Linked DNA regions of Homo sapiens: region 2 is linked to region 1. A link is a contact called in ENCODE Hi-C data. All regions are on one chromosome and are shown on one strand. The core of a region is the stretch at or near the end of the contact, and the rest is flanking DNA. Distances in the headings are between cores, read along the strand shown.

The links. Hi-C counts contacts between places; a loop is a spot of excess contacts on that map. Pooled maps may share reads with other maps.
Region 2: a map of CD8-positive, alpha-beta T cell shows a loop between it and region 1 (19-fold over the local background). The contact joins the promoter of MCFD2 here to the promoter of LRPPRC in region 1. A Hi-C loop is called at or near these places in 2 of 168 maps with a recorded cell type or tissue (CD4-positive, alpha-beta T cell and CD8-positive, alpha-beta T cell) and 6 of 50 pooled maps.

Annotation. Positions count from the first base shown.
Region 1 is chr2:43,994,696-43,997,484 of GRCh38, reverse strand. LRPPRC (leucine rich pentatricopeptide repeat containing) reads left to right here and starts at 1,496. Exons shown (of 38, transcript NM_133259.4): 1 at 1,496-1,686. The coding sequence starts at 1,538. RefSeq lists enhancers at 1,219-1,498, 1,294-1,945 and a silencer at 1,599-1,918.
Region 2 is chr2:46,914,396-46,917,095 of GRCh38, reverse strand. MCFD2 (multiple coagulation factor deficiency 2, ER cargo receptor complex subunit) reads left to right here and starts at 1,290. Exons shown (of 4, transcript NM_139279.6): 1 at 1,290-1,373. It also overlaps a transcript of TTC7A not described here. RefSeq lists an enhancer at 246-1,220 and a silencer at 1,224-1,303.

The DNA of each region.
Region 1 (2,789 bases), core at 247-2,746:
TCACCTTGTTTCTTTTGGGGGCTTGGAGCGGGTGTCTTCGTTCCCTCATCTCTCAAAGGAGAGGTGAGCTAGGTCATCTCAAAATAGACATTAATTTAACACATATTTAATGAGACCTACTGTGTGTCTGGCACTGGGTAGGTGTATGGCCTACAATAAGAGATCACAGTCCCTACTGATAAGGAGTTCGTGGGATTAACTGATAAGGAGTCCAGTGGGATAAACAGTCACTTCGGAAATGACCGTGGGAGGGCTTCCAGAGGAAATACCCGCCGCGTTTGCCTCGTGATAGGTAGGGGACAGGCAGGTGTAGAGGGAGTGGAAGGCTGTTCTCAGCTTCCCACGTGTGCACAGGGAACCGATCCAGTCTGTAAGCCCTGTGAAGGCAGCGACGTGGTTTTTTTGTTTTGTTTTAGACAGAGTCTCGCTGTGTCACCCAGGCTGGAGTGCAATGGCGCCATCTTGGCTCACTGCAACCTCCACCTCTCGGGTTCAAGCAATTCTCCTGCCTCAGCCTCCCGAGTAGCTGAGATTACAGGCGCCCGCCACCACGCCCGGCTAATTTTTTGTATTTTTAGTACAGATGGGGTTTCACCATGTTGGCCAGGCTGGTCTCCAACTCCTGACCTCAGGTGATCCACCCGCCTCGGCCTTCCAAAGTGATGGGATTACAGGCGTGAGCCACTTCGCCAGCGATGGGTTTAACTTGCCAGTTTTCTCCCCATATTTGGCTGGAGACTCTTAATTACATTGTTCTTTTACTTCTCACATGTATATGTGCATTTACTGAAGGGAGAGGCGCGGTAGGGGTGGAGGGTTGGGGAAGAGAGTCAGTTCAATTCCAGCTTTAAAACTATAGGATTTTTGGTAGAATTCATTTATTTTCTAAAGCGAGGCCCCGCGTACGCGCTTAGGGTGGGGACCTGCGCGTTCCTTTACACTGTTCCCAGGCCCTGATAATCCACATCCTATCATGTTGAACCTGGGAGGCAAACGGCAAGGTGCAAAAGACCTCCACGGTTTCTCCGGCCCGCGTTTCTGAGAGTGAAGGGCCGTTCCTATTGGACATGGCGTCAGGGCTGAACGTTAGCAGCAACATCTGCACTCGGGGGCGGGGGAAACCTTCCCACGTCCTGGGATCTTCATAGTCGGCTCTCCTCGAGAGTTCTCGGTATTTTTACTAGTTGGCCTCCCACAAGCCTCTGCGCCAACCTGGGAGGAGTTGACCTCTTGCGGCTCTACCAACAGAGGAGTGCAGGGGTGCAGCGAATGAACACGATGCCCAGATCGGAGACGGAAGACGGAAAAGAAAAGCTTCGATAATGAATCAAGCAACATCGTTTATGTAAATATTACATTGGGTCTTCTGTCCTCGGAGAAGTGCGGTTTTCCATCTTCCAACCTAAAACAATCCGTCGCTCCCCCCACATTTGGCACGCCCGGCAGTTGGTCTCTGCCGCGCCAGGCTACCCTGCGGTCACATGCTCCTCCTGTCCTTCTGGCGGAGCGTGCTTCCCGCTGCGGGGACGTTCGAGCAATGGCAGCCCTGCTGAGATCCGCGCGTTGGTTGCTGCGTGCCGGGGCGGCCCCGCGCCTCCCGCTCTCCCTGCGCCTCCTCCCTGGCGGCCCGGGCCGGCTGCATGCCGCCTCCTATCTGCCCGCCGCTCGCGCCGGGCCCGTGGCCGGGTGAGTGCCCAGGCCCTTTCTCCAGGCAAGCTGCGGCGCCAGGGTCCCCCGGGGTCGTGGGTGCCGGCAGGGACCGGGTCCTGCCTGTGCTCGCCACCCTTCTCCCCGCCCCAGGACCTAGCCTCCCCGGGCTCCGCACCACGCTCCCTACCAGGGGTTTTCGGGTGACAGGGTTAAGCGCCTTCAGAAGGTCACGGCTGTGGGCATGGCCTGCCTCCGGCTTGAATCCTGCCCCCGCCACTTCAGCCTGGACCTTACTGCCCTCGGGGTACCCATGGTCAACGAAGATGAGGGGGGCTTTGAAGACTGCTTTGGGAAGTCGGGTGGTGGTCTTTTCCTTACACTTGGCCAGCTTGGGTGGTGTCCCACGTGCGGTCACCGTTGGTGATCAGTAACCACCTAGCATTTAGATATTGGAAATTTAGCTTTTTGCGAGGGATGGGGCGGCGAGGAGTGGGTTGGGAGTTTGGGTGAGCCACGGATGACTTAAAGCTGGACGCTGGATTATGATCACTTTGGGCTTTTGCCTGCGTTCTCTTGAATGGAGTTTTCCTTCAGCATTTAAGAAGGTGTTGCGCGAGTTGGGCTGGAGTGCAGTGGCGCGATCTCAGCTCACTGCAACTTCCGCTTCCCGGGTTCAAGCGATTCTCCTGCCTCAGCCTCCCGAGTAGCTGGGATTACAGGTGTGCGCCACCATGCCAGGCTAACTTTTGTACTTTTAGTAGAGACTGGGTTTCACCATGTTGGCCACGCTAGTCTCGAACTCCTGACTTCAAGCGATCCTCCTGCCTCGGCCTCCCAAAGTGCTGGGATTACAGGTGTGAGCCACCGCTCCCGTCCTGTAAGTGTCTTTGAATGAATGAGCACATGCAAGGCACTCTGTTGGAATCTGGGGATGCAAAGGCAAGTTAAACTCTAAGTGGGTGTCAGATAGGCGAATAAATGCTCTCATGGTTTGAGGTTTATCAGAGATAGGTTTGGTATAGACTTTTGTAGTGGAGGGGAAAAGAAAAGTTGGTGAAAGTGTTCATTTGGTTATTAATAGTATTCTGACCACCAGAGAAGGGGAGATAGGTGCTGAGCTTTTAGCATTGGAGAAAAAA
Region 2 (2,700 bases), core at 41-2,540, 2.9 Mb before region 1:
GGAATGAGACCGTCAATGGCAGTGGCGTTAGGCAACTTTCAAGGCATCTAACTACTTAGCCACTTTCTTTGTCTTTCCTGTCCGGACCCAGGCTCATTTGAAAAACGATTATGTACCTTTATGGACAGAAATGGGAGAAGGGCTTTAAAAAAAACGACCGTCCTGCCGGGAGTGGTGGCTCACGCCTGTAATCCCAGCACTTTGGGAGGCTGAGGCGGGAGGATCAAGAGGTCAGCAGTTAGAGACCAGCCTGGCCAACACGGTGAAACCCCGTCTCTACTAAAAATACAAAAATTAGCCGGGCAAGGTGGCACGCGCCTGTAATCCCAGCTACTCGGGAGGCTGAGGTAGGAGAAGAGCTTGAACCTGGGAGGCGGAGGTTGCAGTGAGCCGAGATCCCACCACTGCACTCCAGCCTGGGACAGAGCGAGACTCCGTCTCAAAACAAAACAAAACAAAACAAAAAAACAAAACGACCGTCCTACACTCATTTATCCATCAGGTCAATGGATACTTACTGAATGTTAATCTTGTATAGGAGCACAGGTGTAAGGGCAGGATTATACAGGGATGAATTCGATACAGGGATGATGTATTCGTTTCCCTATTTGTTCATGAGTCTGTTTTTAAGTAATCTGTCCTCTCTTGAATGTCAAAAGCTGCTGATTTCACGAACGGTACATGGAAGATGGTATTTGAACTGGGTCGCATAGTCTTGCTGGGACTCCCGTGGAAGCGAACGGGGACAGCGGCTGCCGCAGCTTGTGCAGTGGAGCTGGCAGACGCTGGAAGCAGGCCAATCTTGAAACGTAGGGTCCAAGGCCGGCTCCAGCGTGTTGTGGTCGTTTCATCAAGAAGGAATTAGCATTCCTATTATCTTTCTTCCCAACTTGCAGCAGGACGAACCAAGAGACCTGAACCAAGAGCCCTGTATAGGAGGGGGTGAGCGGAGTTGGGAGCCAGCTTTGGGGTCCGCCCCATCCGGATCCGCCATCCTACGTCGCCCGTGGAACTACGTTCCTGAGGGCTTCCGGCGTTGCCTAGCAACTGCCGGGCCCCTAGGGCGTCCAGCGGCCCAACTGGAGTGGAGCCGAGTGTCGCCCTTGGGAAAGCAGGTAGAAGAACTGCGTCAGTCCCGCCAGTGCTGGGCCCGGGCCGATTACACGTGGACTCACGCGAGCCGTCCTCACAGCCCGCCGCCGCCAGCGGGAGGGGCCCGGCGGCGCCAATGGGCGGGCGGCAGGGAGCGCGCGTGCGCAGGGCAGGTCGGGGGGGGGGGGGGGGCGGGGCGAAGCCGAGGAAGAGCGTTTTGGGGACGGGGGCTGGTGAGGCTCACGTTGGAGGGCTTCGCGTCTGCTTCGGAGACCGTAAGGGTGAGTGAACTAGCGCACTCTCCGCAGCGGGCGGGATCCCGGCGCCTCTCCTGTGGGCTGGAGGCTTGGGCTCAAGATGAGAGGCAGGAGTAGTCTGGGGGCGCGGGCTGGGCCCCCAGGCCGTCTCGGGACGCTTAACCGGCTAGGAGCACGGCCTGTCTCCCGGGGCGGAAGCCTGTGCCCCACCGGGGGCTCTGGAGCCAGACGGGGCCGACTGGGCAGATCTCCGCCCCCTTCCCTGGTCCCTAGGGGCCCGAGGATCGGCCTGTGGGACCAGCTGTGTCGGGTGGACACTGCTCCTGGCCCGGCCCAAAAGCAGCGGGCCGGAAGCCTTACTCTCCCTCTGCTCCTTGTTCCCTCTCTCGGGGAGACCACAGGTCCTGTCGGGCCCGGCGGGGGAAGCTGATCTCCTGTTGTATTCCCTCTCTGGGCATGGCCATCCACCCGGGTGCCCAAGCCAGAATTGGGCATCATTCTCACTTGCTTCACTCCTTTACCCACCCACATCGAATCCCTTGCAAAGTTGTCTTGGATACGTTCATTCTCCAGTCCCATCCCCCTGCCCTACCTAGTTCAGGCCACCTTTTCTTCTCTGGACTACCTCGGTGTCTTCCTGATGATCCCTGCATCTCTTCTTCATCCTCTGTAGTTTGTTCTATACAGAGAGGCTACAGCCATGGTCTTAAAACAGAAATCTGATCATGTGACCAGAAGCGTCCCCCCATTCCCTTATCACCCTTTGGTGGATTCTCATTGCTCTTCCAAGCTCTTGAACGGGGCTTGCAAAGCCCTTCATGACCTGTCTTCCTTTAACTTTAGATTCATTTGTCTCGACTGTACTGTGTCTTCAACCATACTGAATCTTTTTTGGTTCTTAGATCAGAACAAGTTCCTTCTGGGCTTACATGTTCCTTCAGTATGTTCGCTATGTCTGAGGCACTGTCCTTTGGTTGAAATAATCCTTCTTATCCTTTATGTGTTATTTCAGGTGTCAGTTGGGGATTTCGTGGTACCCCATGGGTGTCTGCCTGCCGGTCTCTCTTTTCTACCAGGTTGTAATCTGTGTGAGAGGAGTTTGTCGAGGTCATAGTACTATCTTCAGTACCTTGTGCTGTTAGTACGGTCATTAAATGTATAAATGCAGCATGGGTGCTCCTTGGGCTCCCTAGATGAACAAATAGATCAAGTTATTAATATTAAATGCCTGCTTTTTCAGAACCAATTCTCAACCCTCAGTCCGTGTAGAGGTTTCTTTAGCTTAGGAAGTTGGTTATTTTCTTGCCTTCATTCCAGGACCATGACAGGGGTAAGTGACAAAGTACTGGTC